3 separate regions of the Homo sapiens genome follow, and all the other regions are linked to region 2. The links are chromatin contacts, found by Hi-C or POLR2A ChIA-PET in ENCODE. All regions are on one chromosome and are shown on one strand. Each heading gives the region's core, a stretch centred on a gene start or an enhancer-like site at or near the end of the contact. The rest is flanking DNA. Distances are from core to core; before and after follow the strand shown. Region 1 overlaps LOC105376208 (a long non-coding RNA gene). Region 2 overlaps LOC105376205 (a long non-coding RNA gene). Region 3 overlaps LOC105376207 (a long non-coding RNA gene).

Region 1 (4,655 bases), core at 782-3,281, 110 kb after region 2:
AACAGAGATGGTAACTCCAGGACCCTGGCAATGCCAGTAATATACTCTGAAGAGAAACTATGAGAGAACCCCACTTAAAGGGTGGACATCACTGGTGCTCTCTCATTAAGGTTGAGCATTATTGGACAAACCTACCCACATGAAGGTCAGGCTGGGAGGACTGGAGCAGGTTCTTTTTTTTTAGTGAAGAAATTTTCCATTGGGAGCTTCATGGAAATGATGCTTAATGCCTTTACCACTCTGCCTTTCCAAAGGATGTTAGTCTCCCTCGTGAGAGAATCTATGTAATGTACTGGTGACGTAGGCATCATCAAGGCCTATTATGTCCATTTCCCAGATGACGGACATCCCATTGGAGATGGCAGTGATTGGCAGAAAAATTACAGGCAAAGGCTAGGTCAGAACTCTGAAGCCTGAATTCTGCCCTGAAGGTCATGGCTCTTCTCCAGCAGTAGCTCCAATACAGGCTTCTCAAGTTTACCCAACTCTAGCGCTAACCAGCTCTTCAGAGTCCTTTCTCTCCAATAGTCATCTTTGTGTAAAGAGCCAAAAAGCAAATGTTCCAATTAATGAAAAGGCTCTTCTATAATAGGATTTGTATGAGATCAAAAGGGTTTCTAACTGGGACAGACCTGCAAGCTTGGAGTGCTGTGCTTTTCCAGCATGTGCTGTAATTAATACATACACTGAACATTACATATAATCTGCATATTATTGACCCAATGCACAATTCATATGGTAATGCCATTAATTGCATATTACCTAGGCGGCTTAATGAACATTACATAGGTTTTTAATGGATGTAGTTACTATAATTGAGTTCAATTATATCCCTGCCATGCATATGAGGTCAATAGACTAGCTCGACCCCACAGGGTCTGGGAGAAAGGAAACAGGTGTTTGTAGTGAGGGCAATTTGTGAGCTGGAGCAGAGAGAAGGGAGAGGCCAAGGGCCAGAGATGACTTGCTTGGCTGGGCCCTTTTTAGGGCCCGGATAGTGGTACACAAAGCTGGGTAAACAGCAGGCAGTCTATGCACAAAGGCAGGATCTCCTGCTTGCCCCTCTGCTGTGGGTTTGGAACAGGGCACCAGACTGGAGCCCTGAAGCCAGCCACGCCCACGCTGTAACAGGACACTTTCTTCTACGCTGACCCAAAGCCAATGGGCAGTTGCATCACTTCCTCTGGCAGAGTGGAGGCCACATGATTCTAGCATCTGGGCTTGCCAGGGATGCAGGGGAGCCCTGCCTGTCCATGATGCTGGCGCAGAAGGCCCTGAGCCTGGTGTTGCTTCTTTTCTCCAAATTCTATGTCTGGAGTGGAAGAGGCAAAGCTGCTGCTCCCATATTCTGGGTGCTCACACCCTCTAAAAGAGATAACCCCATGTGGACAGAGAACTAGGGAGTGAAGAGGCATCAGAGTTCCTCATACTTCCCTTCCTAAAAAAGAGAAAGGTGACTCAGAGATGACAAACACCTGCCATAAACTAGGCACTGCTGATGTTACCTACTTTACCCTCCACTGGATTTCTCCCATTTGGTTAAAGTGATACTAAATCTTCAGAGAGGTTAGAAATTTTCCCAAGGACACACACACACACACACACACACATACACATGCACACACAACACAACACAACACAACACACACAGAACTTGTTGAAGGTGGGGTCAGAATTTGAACTCAGGTCAGTCTCACCCCAAAGTTTACAGCACCCAATTACTCCAGGCTGCTTTGTTGCAACTTTGCTGTGTTCCTAGTTTTGAAGGCCACTCCAGAAGGGGTAAAATAATGATGAAAAGGAAAGTTTGATGCAGATATCAGGATAGAAAGAAAAGAAGAAAATGAATGATTTTTTTTAAAATCACAGAGAGAGAATTTGATTTTTCCAGTAACCTTCTTGCAAAGTATACATTTGCATGTCTCTTTTTCTGCCTGTCTTTCCACTCTCATTGACCGCTGATTTGCTAAGTTGGGCTGGCCAGGAATACACTTTCTATTTAGAAAGCAAATGCGGCCAGATTTGGGCCCCGGCCTAGGAGCTGACTCACTTTTGCTGGGATGACACATTCACTGCGCATGTTTCACAATTTTCAGAAACACCAGATTTATTTCTGTCAATACCCAGAGCCCCACTTCGCTGTCCACCTAAGGCCACACACTGAGGCGTTGCTATTTTTTTCCCTGGGGCCTAAATGGATGGGAAGACTTCCCATGCCTGAAACATCACCCTCATTTGTAAGGAGAGAAAGTCTGGCCAAGAATTGCAGTGTTTTTAACCAGAATTTGGCTGGCTTTCAATAGCTTTATGCCAAAGCTGTACCAGCCAGAGAGATGGCTGTGAGTGTGTGTGTGTGTGTGTGTGTGGAGGCGGGGGGGGGGGGGGTGAGGCTTGAAAACAAGGCAAAAAAGGAAGGAAAAAAAAACACGCAGACAGCAGAGAGGAAAGGAGAGAATAGGAGAGAATGAGGGTTGATTAAGTTTGGCAAGGAAGAAAAGAGAAGGAAGAGAGGGAGTTTAAAAAGAGAAAGGCAGCAAGAGAAATAACAAAGGAAGAATCAGGAGAGAGAAGGAGAGATTAACTTACTTTAACTAATCAACTACTATGAGAATGCCAAGCATTGTTGGGGATGCTTCTGCACACCACCTCATCTAATTCTCACAACCACCTTGTGGGTACACATAATGAAGCTTCATTGTTATTAATAAAGAAGTAGGGGGCTCAGGAAGTTGGAACCCTTTGCCCTGAGGCTATACTGATAATACAGGGCAGAGGGATTTGGACCTCCCATCTCTGACTTTTAAAAGCTTGGAGGACTCTGCTTGCCATCAGGGAGCTTCATGGGAGGCCCTGTGATCTGGATGGTCCGTGACAGTCTCCTCTAAGGGGGTTGTTTACACACTTAGACACTAAGAGCTTAAGACTTGAAGGGACTGCTACATATACAAAGCTCTGGATTCAGAGCTATCTGGAAACTTTCTCCAGGGTAAATAAAAACAACCACTTCAACAATGTTGCCAATGAATCTCTCTCCAAAAAAGAAAAGGAAAGGAAAAGGGAAAGTGATGCTATTTTTTCCCCCTCCAAAGTAAAGGTTACAACAACATTTTCTTTGAGCTGATGTGAGAGCAGCCAGCAGACATTTCTTTGGTAACCATCTCCATGTGTCTGTGTGGAAAGTACCTTGCAGTGACTAAGCGTTCGTTGAGGTGATTCACTTGTCACTGCGCTTGGGGACTTTGGACTAGTCCTGGCAGCTGCAAAGTTATTTTCATCGGCTTCTGACCCAGGCCCTCCCTGCAGGGCACAGGTGCCTGAGAATGTACCCCTGTCTCTGCTCACAAGGTGAGCAAGGGGGGCTGGAAGACAAGCTCTCTCTGGACTCCTGGCAAGACTTCTAGAAAGTCCTAGCTGCTAATTTCCTTGGCAGCCTAGGAGTCAAGGGTCTGAGGCAGCACTCAGGGCTTGAAATGAAATGAAGCTCATTTACTGAGCATCTAGGATATGCCAGAAGTTTTCTCTTCATTTGTCTCATTCTTCCTCACAGTAATCCAAATAAATGTTTTCTTTTGTCATTGAAACGGAGACCCTAACAGAGCAAGAGGCCTGACCTTCACACCTATGTAACCCAAGGTCACAGAAATGCTGAGGGGCCATGTGACTCCAGTGAAGCAGGAGTATCCATCCAGCCACAGAGATGGGACCTGTCCAAATGGGACCTGTCTGTTCCAAAGGTTATTCTGCTTGGTAAGTCTGTTTAGATTGCAATATTTTATTAAAATTATATACACATAGAAAAGGGCACCTAGAAGTATACAGGTTGATAAATGTTCACAACCTGAATAGAGCCTATAATTAACACCCAAATCAAAAAGCAGAACATTCCCTCTGGTCACCTGTCTCCAAGATGACTGCCATCAGTTCATTTCCTCCAAGTATATTAATGTCCTTTTCCTGGAGAAGTGGAATTCTTCCTCTTTTCCCCTTGAATTTGGACTGGCTTTAATGACTTCTTTGACCATAGAATGAAGCGGAAATGTTGCTAGGGCTAGATCATAAAAAACCTTGCAGCTTCTCCCTGGGTCTCTTGGAAACCCTCTCCAGGAGCTCTGAAATACTACATAAGAGGTCCAGCTACTCTGAGACTGCCATGTTGGAGAGGCCACATATAGGCACTCCTGTTGACAGTTCCAGTGGAACCCAGACTTCTGGTGATCCCTGACAAAGCAGGAAATTTGTTAGGAGAGTTTTCTTGGACCCTGCAAAGCAGCCCATTTGCCAGCTAAAGACCACTGAGTGACCCCTGTCAAAACCACATGGAGCAAAAGAATCACCCACCTGAGCCCTGACCAAACTTCTGACCCACAAAATCATGAGATATAATGAAATGATTGTTGTTTTAAGCCCCTAAGTTTTGGGGGTAATTTATTAGGCAGTGATAAGAAAAGTAAATATAATCCACCAGCGCAGAAGCCCCCAGTTGACCCTTTCCAGTTATTATGCTCCCTTCAATGGTAACCATGTGTCAACTTCCTCTACCATAGATTGGTTCTGCCTGTTTTTATGGCTTCTATCAATGGAATCATACAATATCTTCTTTTTTTGTGAGCCTGGCTTCTTTGGCTCAATATTATTTTATAAAATTCTTCCCTAAT
Region 2 (4,812 bases), core at 753-3,252:
TTAGTGAGTGGCCGCCATGCTCTGGAGTCTATACTGATCTAGACACCATTTTTGCCTTCAAGGTGCTCCTAGACCAGTGGGAGAGCAGGCAGGTAAGTAAAAAGCTCAGATGCTGGGTGACAAGCGCTTTAAGGCAGGCATGTGCCATATCTAATGTGGAAACAGGAAGGAGATCTAAAATGCTGCGGTTGGTGGTGGTCAAAGAAGGTTTCTCTCAGGGGGAACGATTCAACAGACATTTGTGATAGTTGATGTTTGGCAAGATAGAGGTGAATGAGAACTAGGGCTGCTTTCAAGGAGTCTGAAGTCCAGTCTTGCTTCCGGAGTCACCTCTTTGAGAGCCTGGATCCTGTGGTGTCTGACCCGCCTCTCCAGTAGTAAGCATGGAGCTTGAGTCAAAAGAGGTGCTTAGTAAATAACAGGTCCCTTTCTCTGACATCTCATGGCACAACTCTTTGGATTTAGTCTAGTGGTGAAGAACTTGGCTACTGCAGTCAGATTGCATGCGTTCAAATTCCAGCACCCAGCTGTGTTACCTTGGGCAGTTTTTCTCTGCACTACAGTTTCCCTACATACAAGGCAGGGATGATAATGATACCTGCAGACTAGGGTAGTTATAAGGACTAAATGAGATCATGCTTATATGATCACTAAAGATATGACCAGCATACCTCATCCCAATGTGTTTTTAAGTGCTGCTTATCACCTTCCACAACCCACCCCCACCCCCCATTCACTCAATCCAACAATTATGGATTGAGTATTTTCAGTCTTAGGCATTGTGCTGGGTGCTTAGATTCAGAAAAATCTTGCCAGACTCCGGGGTCTCCATCCCCATAGATGGTTAAATTCCCAAATCTCCCAAAATGGAAGTTCTTTGCCTCTTCTACCCAGATAAATAGGTATTTGCTATCTCTGGATTAGCGGTGAATGTCTGTTCATTTTTCATCAGCACATCTGGTTTTTAGGTGAAAAGCTGCCAGGAATTTTGAAACATCTTGTTACTTTAGACATCAGAAGGCAGGGAGATTTCCCATTATTAAATGGATGTGAAAACTTCTTTGTGCCCCAGGGCTAGGGCAAACCTGAGATTTCATAGGTCAGTGAAAGCTCACCATCATTGTTTTTGCTTGGTAATAATTTTATTTAGGGAGGAGGAAGAAGAGAGGGTAGGGGGTTTCCAGAATGATAAAGCAATGTGCCAATGTCATGCAGTTTCGAGAGGCCACTGAGGTGGTAGGGAAAGCATTGCCCATGTGTGGCTCCATCTCCCCGAGCCTCAGTTTCCCATTGTGTAAGATAAGGATAACAGAACTTCCTGTGTAGTGTGGGTTGAGGTTTCAAGGAGAGCATGAATGTGGAAACACATCAGTGCCTTTTGCCTGCTAAATGCTTCTTGTTTATTTCCAGCCCTGCCACATGTTTGCAAATCTTTGCAATGTGCAGTTGGAAGGCAAAGTGGGGATAGAGAAGGCAGATTTGATTTGAGAGTTTGTGCACACAGTGGTGGGTCTGAGTTGGGGGCCTGGCTAGAAACAAGTGGCTTTTTTGGTGGCACCTTGTGCGCCTTCTCTTGAGACAGAGGCTCTGTAACCCCCCTCGGCATCAAACTTCGCACTACCCTCCCTTTGCCACGGCATCCTTCCTTCTCGTCTCCCGGGAGGCCGGACAGAGAACCCAGGCCCAGCCCCAGCCCAGCGAGCCTGAGCCAGACTGCCTCGGGCCGGTCTTGCTCGGCCTCCCTGGGGAATCTGGGAGGCTCAGCCAGGCCTGAGTCGGCCTGGGTCCCGAGGTCAAGGTCGGGGTCAGGGTCGGGGTCCGGTCGTACGCCCTAGCACTGCCTGCGGTGGGGCGCGCACAGTCGAGCGCGGGGCCTCCCCGCAGGCTGCGCTGCCTGCCGGGCGGCCTCGGGAACTGACCAGGCCGCGTGTGAGCGCCGGGATTCCTGATCCTGCCTTAAATATGCCGGTTATTTTTATCTCCCTACGTCAGGCAGCGAAGGCCATCCCACCGGTGGCCCAGGCGGCTGCTACACAATGTTTCCCTTTAGTCGGGAGGGGAAATGGAGGGAGGCCAGACTTCCTGATCACATGGTGCTGAAGTCAATGAAAAAAAATTAAGGGGGACCCCTCCCTTTTTCTTCAATGCCTGATCCAGATTCCCCCCTCCCCGCTCCCCCGACCCACCCCCTCTGGGCTCCGCGCGTCGGAGGGAAGCGCAGCCTCCCAGGCGGAGGGCCAGCGAGGCAGGAGAGCGCGCGCAAACATAAACACGAGACTGTTGCAGTAATTGGTGGCTCTGAAAACACTGAGGAAATGAGAGGCTTGTACGAAACATCAGCCGACAAGAAACGGGGTGATGTCAGACAGCCTTCCAGGATTAGAAACCCTTAAAAGCTCCGAGCCCGCGGCCGCTGCGGAAAACTCGGCTCTCCCGCTGTCCCGGGTAGGAAGCCGGGATTTCGCTTTTGCCCGACTCCCTCGGGGCACTCGCCCTCTCCTCTCTTCCTCGCTTTCTCGCTTTCTCTCTTTCTCTCTTTCTCTTTCTTTCCTTTCTCTCTCTTCTTTTTGTTTCTTTTCTTCTTTCTTTCCTCTTTTTCTTTTCCTTTTCTTTTCCTGTCTTTCCTCTTCTCCCTCTTGCGCCCCCCCCCCCACCCCCAACTTTTTCTCTTTCTGTTTCTCTGGCTGTCACTGTCTCTCTGTCTTCTCCCTGTCTTCTCTCTCTTCGTTTTTTTCTTTAACCTTCTTTATTAAAAAGAAAAGAAGAGGCCACATCAGAAGATTTCCATTTCTAAGGCACCTTGTACTTTTATATCTTTTCCCTCCTTTGAAACACCAAACAGGACCCAACTCCTAAACAAGTCCAAAGGGACAAGTAAAACTGGGGTGTCAGTCGCTTGAGTTTGTTATAACTTTCTCTTCTTCTCAGTGCCCTTCCTCACCCCCCTTTTCGGATTAGAAGTTCATATTGCAATAATTCGCCAACATGTTGGAAGGGCTGGAAATAAACAAAAAGCATTTACCAAGGACAACAGCCCACCCACCCTGAGATGGGGAAAATGCTTGCAAAAATCTGGCCGTTTCAGAAGAGAATATAGATTTCCTGGTAAAATATATCCCAGCCACCCAGCTAGTAACACTAGTGGCTGTTGCCCCATTTTCTGTTCATAGTATAATTAAGACTAAAAGTACTTACACGTATGTGTATACACACACACACACACACACACACACACCCTCCCTCCTCCAGGCCACAGGGCAGGGTAGCTAACAGCCAGTGAGCAGGGAGGATCTTGTACCACATCCAGCAGGAACTTGCGTGTGTCTTAAAGTTGGAGGCCAGTTACTCAGTGACATCTGTTCAGTGACATCAAAAGTGATGTCTGTCAAGCCTTTTTCTCTTCGTGTCTGCCAGGATTAATGAGGCAATGTTTGGAAAGGGCTTAAGCCCCCACCAAGAAAGGCACCCAAGACAGCTTTTCAAAGAATGATTTATGTCCAGCTTTATCTAAATAGGAACCGAAAAAGCATTTTTCTTGTCTGTAGAGCAGGTGAACTCAACACCTGACTTCTTGCTCAGGTGCATTTCAGAAGCTTTCAAATCTGCCTTATTAATTGGTCTGATACCTCTTTACCATGAAGGCACTTTTTTTTTTTTTCTTTCTTCCTGAGACCCCAGAAAAGGTCATATCAAGGCTGAGTTTGTACAACCTTGGAGGAATATGACTGGTTCCAAAGACTTGGTTTCCTTCACTGCTGCTTATGGTGAGAACAATGTCCCCCAACCTGAACCCTCCTCCCTCCCCTGCACACTCATAAATCTTGTGGTGATTTAGTTCCCCTCAATGCTTGACACTCCTAAGCTGTAGTAATTTGAGCCAAGCATACTTTCTGGTTTTATCCAGTATACCTGCGGTTATACCACTCACCGAGAAGTGGATCACAGCTCTGTTTTCAACTTCTTTTTTTTTGAGACACATTTTCACTCTTGTTGCCCAGGCTGGAGTGCAATGACATGATCTCGGCTTACCGCATCCTCCGCCTCCCGGGTTCAAGCCATTCTCCTGCCTCAGCCTCCCGAGTAGCTGGGATTACAGACATGCGTCACTGCACCTGGCCAATTTTGTATTTTTAGTAGAGACGGGATTTCTCCATGTTGGCCAGGCTAGTCTTGAACTCCCGACCTCAGGTGATCCACCCACTTCAGCCTCCCAAAGTGCTTGGATTACAGGCGTGATGGACTGTGCCCGGCCTGTTTTCCACTTCTTATGGGGACATTTTCCATCTCTGATATTTGTCTTGTGCTTTGCAATCCCAGGGGGCAGCCTCATCTCTTCCTAGTCCTTATGTTGGGTAAAAGTGTCTCTACTCCTGCCACTGCTCCACCTAGCCACTTTGGCGTCTCCCTTGCTGTTTTGTTTTGTTTTGTTTTGTTTTTTTCCTTTTGAGACAGAGTCTTGCTCTATCACCCAGGCTGGAATGCAATGGCGCGATCTCCGCTCACTGCAGCCTCCACCTTCCAGGTTCAAGTGATTCTCCTGCCTCAGCCTCCTGAGTAGCTGGGATTACAGGTGCCTGCCACCACGCCTGGCTAATTTTTGTATTTTTAGTAGAGATGGGATTTCACCATGTTGGCCAGGCTGGTCTTGAACTGCTGACCTCACTCGATCCACCAACCCGCCTCAGCCTCCCAAAGTGCTGGGATTACAGGTATGAGCCACTGTGCCTGGCCATCATCATGTGTTTATACCAAACTTCTCCCCGTCCCCTCAGTGAACTCCCCACAGCCCTCTGGGCCCCCCATGCTCTTAGA
Region 3 (4,801 bases), core at 1,070-3,569, 75 kb after region 2:
GCACATACTTCTTGCTTCAGAGTCTATCACTCATCATAGACAATACGTAGTCTTTTCTTAGGAACTTACTCAAAGGAGATGCTGAAAATGCTTCATCTTTATCACTTGATTTCTGTGGATGCTGAATTTTGCCTCTAATGTGCCTTCTAAAGTGCTGCCTGTGTCCACTGCTTGCAATGACAATGAAGGTGGGAGCTGCCTTTTTCTAATCAAACATACTGGGCTACACTCATGCTGGAAAAATATGTCCTGCTTCAGGGTGGCCATTCTTTGTTGTAAGTCTAGAAAGAGCATCTGAGTCCTGATTGGCAGGAATAATCACTGTCTGTTGAGAATACCTTTGTAGCTCCACTATATTTCCTGTGTAAAGTATTTAACATCCCCTGACATCAGGATTTAAAATTAATTTAGGGCTACGATGGAGCCTTCTTAGAATCCTAAGGCAATTATATTGCATCATAGCTGTGGGATATGGGACATATTTTCTTAATAACTTGTATAGGAAATATACAAGTATAGGAGTATATTGACTCAGTTTTCATGCCTATGAAAATTGTGAAATATGACCTACCTCAAAGAGCTTCTATGATGAATCAATGAAATACTGTGGAAATACTTGGCATAAAGTAGATTCTAAGCAAATGGTAATTGATATGTAATAATTTTCTTAGGTAACTTGATATGCATTAATTTTCTTTCTCTGCTTTTCCTCCTGGGTTGAGTTTATTTGCCATGCATTTGGGAGATAGTTCCTTCTGTCCCTCACTGAAATGGCTGGATTGAAATATTGGACTTCTAAACGGATTTGTGCAAATATTGTCTTCCCAGGATGGCCCTTCAGTCTTTCAAACTCAGGTCCTTTGGCAAGGTCCTTGGCAGCAATGAAAGTGTCCTCCTGGGCATGGGCAGTCATCCCCATGAATGGTGAGCCAAACAGTCAGAGGAAGGCGGTGCTCATGCCAGGAAGATCAGGCACTTGCCAGCTTCTCCTTGGCCCAGCACTGCATGCCCTGAGATGATGTATAGCCACACAGTTAGGAGAGATCTTGACTCTGAGATCCTCAGCACTTCCCTCTCCACCTCTTTGAAGATCTGAGCTGAAAACAACACTTGGCCCCCAACACTAATAACACCCATCTCTCTCTGTTTGAGAATCTCTAATTAGCTAGGCACTTCCCATGTATTATGTCATTTAACAACACTCTGAGGTAAGGGTGCTTATTCCCATGTTAGAAATGGGGAAACGGAGGCTCAGGAGTTCCTTGCCATTGGTCAAACAGTTGGTAAGTGGTAGGCCTGGGATGTGAACACAGGTGTGTCCTTTCCCCTACACGCAGTTCCCATAATAGAGAGTGATCCAGGAAGTAATGAAGCCAATTGCATCCCGTGTGAGGGAAGAGCATCTGCTGAACAGATGCCCGGATATACTGGCCGAGTGCCATGAGGACATAGCTTTTTCTTGGCGATGAGGGCAATATCAAGAGACTGCTCCATGGCAGAAATGCTTTTACCATGAGTCACCCCATTACTCCATTTGGAGAGTTTATAGCTAAGGAGCTACAGCAATTCACCTGTGTCTCCTACATGTTTAAGCCCCAGCAATCCAGAAGAGCAATTCTATTAAGCAATATCCTCCCAGCAACGTATGGAGAGTATAAGAAATCATGTGACTTATGTTAATCAGCACTCAGGTCAAATTCAGCTGTTTATGGGATCATGTAGACTGATTTACCAACATCTCCAGATAATGTTTGTTTTTTTTTTTTTTAATCTAAGAGCTACACCATTAATTTCTTCTCCTCATTCACTTTCAAGTTTGAAATCCAAACTCCTGATAAAGGCATCTCCCAGTTGTCCATGATCTGGCCCTTGCCTGCCTTTGTCTCGATGTTTTCTCTTAACTGTTATTTCTTACAATTCATGCTCCAGTTGTACCGGCATCCTGGGAGTTCCAGAAATGGCCGTGCTGACCCAGGTCTTTGCCCTTTTGATCCTTTTCCTTAAAAAGCCCTTCCTCACTTTGTCTCCTTGCCTAGTCCTTGAATATCTTCCAAGTCTCAGCTCTAAGACTTGCTTCCCTGACATCTTTAGTCAGGTTTAGGTCCTCCTGCCTTCTCTTGTCCTCTCATAGCATCTTGTAAAATATATAAATTGGTGCAAAAGTAATTGTGGTTTTTGCCAAATGAATGGCAAAAACTGCACTTACTTTTGCACCAATCTAATACGAATGGATCCATATCCATTTGCTGGAGTCACCTGCTCTCTCCTTCCTCTTCCACATGAGTCTGTATGACCCTCATGGGAGAGAAATGTGTCTTATTATTCTTTGAACACCTAGTGGTTGTCAGATAGCATGACTCACAGTCAGTGTTCAGGAAACCTTTGAGACATTAACCACAAGGCATGCTGAAATCTCACTCACAGGCTGCGGGGAAAGAGAAGAAGTGGAAGCAGGTAGAACTGGAGGGAGGAACCCACCAGCCTTTCTGATTGGCCCTGACCACGGGACACACAGTGGCCCCCAGGATCAGTATCAAACTGGGTAAAATGCAAGTAAAATGAAAACTGGTAAATACAAGCTCGATGCAAGCTGTCAGCACTTCCAAGGAGAATGCTTTGTCCAGATTCAGGGGTCTCAGGTTTTAGTTGGGGGATAAGCAGTCAGGGCATGATGTGGGGTGTGGGGATCTCTTTTTCCTGCAACAGAAATATATCAGGGCTTCACAGGAGAGCGGGCACCAATGTACAGGACTCCTTTCATTAATTACATTTAAATTAACTTAATGTTAGATTAAATTTATTAAAATTTTTGAGATAATTGTAGATTCATATACAGTTGTAAGAAATAGGACAGAGAGATCCTTAAAGTGGGCATCATACAGAGAGGGAAGTATCCTTGATCTCTGTTTACCCATGAGAAAAGGACCATTTGCCCAACCATTTAGCAGGCTCACTAAGCGGAGCCAGTGCTGGACCTTGTGCTGGTGAAAGACATCTAGAATCTGACTGGATCTAGTCACTCTGCCTCTAAGGACTTACAGTCTAGGGAGATTGGCCAATGAAGTAACAATTACAGTGTTAAATGCCACAGTGGAGAGACCCTGTGTGTGTGAAAAGCATCAAGAGTGATGGATGTGGATTCTGTTGGGTTGTAATGATGGCGGTCGGATGGTGCATTAGGTTGGTGTCATGGGATGAGGGGCTGTTCAAGCGTCAGTCTTGAGCCTTGATGACACATCCTCCAGTTGGAGAAGGGAGGCTATGAATTCCGTGATGAGAATAGCATCAGCAAAGATACCAGGTCACTTCACAGCCTGGAGGGTGTCAAGGTGGGCGAGCCATTTGTCCTGATTGAAGGCAGTGTTCTGGTGGAGGAGTAGAGGGAGGGAGGCTGAGGCAGTTGGCAAGGGAGACTGGGGGGTCTGGTTGCATTGCTCAGGCATAATCCTGTGGGTAACTGGAGTGAGCTGCAGCCCTACAGGATTTCCTTTCTTTTTTTTTTTTTTTTTTTTTTTTTTTTGAGATGACGTTTTGCTCTTGTTGCCCAGACTGGAGAGCAATGGCGTGATCTCAGCTCACTGCAACCTCCACCTCCCATTTCAAGCAATTCTTCTGCCTCAGCCTCCTGAGTAGTTGGGATTACAGGTGCCTGCCACTACGCCCAGCTAATTTTTGTATTTTTAGTAGAGATGGGGTTTTGCCATGTTGGCAGGCTAGTCTTGAACTCCTGACATCAGGTGATCCTCCCGCCTCGGCCTCCCAAAGTGCTGGGATTACAGGCGTGAGCCACTGCGCCCAAGCCTACAGGATTTTTTAAATGGGAGTTGCTTGGTGAGGTTTGGATTTTGAAAATTTACTTTTGTCAAAGAAGCCCTTCACGTATGAAGGTCTATAGTCTCCCCTTGGATGGAGAATAAGGAGCTGCTCACGGCCTCAGCTCTGCAATCTTCCTGCGCATCCTTACTCTCAACCTCAATCCTACCTCACACAACTCTACAGATTACAATCCAGGCCGTGTGCGGTGGCTCACGCCTGTAATCCCAGCACTTTGGGAGGCTGAGGTGGGTGAATCACCTGAGGTCAGGAGTTTGAGACCAGCCTGGCCAACATGGCCAAACCTCAACTCTACTAAAAATACAAAATTACTCTGGGAGGCTGAGGTGGGTGGATCACGAGGTCAAGAGATCGAGACCATCCTGGCCAACAGGTGAAACTCTGTCTCTACTAAAAATACAAAAATTAACTGGGCATGGCGGTGTGTGCTTGTAGTCCCAGCTACTCTGGAGGCTGAGGCAGGAGAATCGTTTGAACCCGGGAGACAGAGGTTGCAGTGAGCTGAGATGGTGCCACTGCACTCCAGCCTGGCAACAGAGGGAGACTCCGTCTCAAAATAAAATAAAATAAAATAAAATAATAAAAATTTAGCCAGGCATGGTGGCAGACACCTCTAATCCCAGCTACTCGGGAGGCTGAGGCAGGAGAATCGCTTGAACTCAGGAGGCAGAGGTTGCAGTGAGCTGAGATCAAGCCACTGCACTCCAGCCTGGGTGACAGAGCAAGACTCCGTCTCAAAAACGAAAACAAAAACAAAAGCAAAAAAAAAAAGATTATAATCCAAACTGTCTACGAAGAGCCCCCAGTTGCTTCACCAAAGTAAGGTCCATGCCTCTCTTTGTGGTAAGTAAAAGTGCCTGTTTACTGTCTCTCTGGCAGTGGGATCTGTTGTAGGAGCAGACTGAGTTGGATGTAGGGAGAGAGATGAACTTGTAAAGCCCCTCAGTCTGGAATTCCATGCTTCATC

What was found. Hi-C counts contacts between places; a loop is a spot of excess contacts on that map. ChIA-PET counts read pairs that join two places held with the same protein, here RNA polymerase II (POLR2A). Pooled maps may share reads with other maps.
Region 1: a loop to region 2 is called in a map of transverse colon, with 16 times the contacts of the local background. The contact joins two enhancer-like sites. A Hi-C loop is called at or near these places in 33 of 168 maps with a recorded cell type or tissue (CD14-positive monocyte, IMR-90, PC-9 and 22 more), 1 of 37 single-sample maps with no recorded cell type and 28 of 50 pooled maps. POLR2A ChIA-PET finds 5 or more read pairs at or near these places in 5 of 52 experiments (AG04449, H1, HEK293 and 2 more).
Region 3: a loop to region 2 is called in a map of PC-9, with 12 times the contacts of the local background. The contact joins two enhancer-like sites. A Hi-C loop is called at or near these places in 4 of 168 maps with a recorded cell type or tissue (IMR-90, PC-9, aorta and 1 more) and 4 of 50 pooled maps. POLR2A ChIA-PET finds 5 or more read pairs at or near these places in 3 of 52 experiments (K562, SK-N-SH and activated CD4-positive, alpha-beta T cell).

Annotation. Positions count from the first base shown.
Region 1 is chr9:107,748,805-107,753,459 of GRCh38, forward strand. It overlaps LOC105376208 (a long non-coding RNA gene), which reads left to right. Exons shown (of 7, transcript XR_930229.2): 2 at 3,587-3,747. Among named protein-coding and RNA genes, the nearest start is that of KLF4, 260 kb to the left of the region's middle. RefSeq lists enhancers at 2,348-3,075, 3,117-3,216. Within about 2 kb of position 2,032, at least 33 of the 41 ENCODE cell types and tissues checked have a DNase peak (open chromatin) inside an H3K27ac peak, as active enhancers do; they include CD14-positive monocyte, IMR-90, ascending aorta and 13 more, where a contact is called at or near this core.
Region 2 is chr9:107,635,794-107,640,605 of GRCh38, forward strand. The region is part of intron 8 of LOC105376205 (a long non-coding RNA gene); the gene reads left to right. Among named protein-coding and RNA genes, the nearest start is that of KLF4, 150 kb to the left of the region's middle. RefSeq lists enhancers at 1,220-1,768, 1,769-2,317. Within about 2 kb of position 2,003, at least 30 of the 41 ENCODE cell types and tissues checked have a DNase peak (open chromatin) inside an H3K27ac peak, as active enhancers do; they include CD14-positive monocyte, IMR-90, ascending aorta and 13 more, where a contact is called at or near this core.
Region 3 is chr9:107,710,237-107,715,037 of GRCh38, forward strand. All of the region lies in intron 2 of LOC105376207 (a long non-coding RNA gene), which reads right to left. Among named protein-coding and RNA genes, the nearest start is that of KLF4, 220 kb to the left of the region's middle. Within about 2 kb of position 2,320, at least 6 of the 41 ENCODE cell types and tissues checked have a DNase peak (open chromatin) inside an H3K27ac peak, as active enhancers do.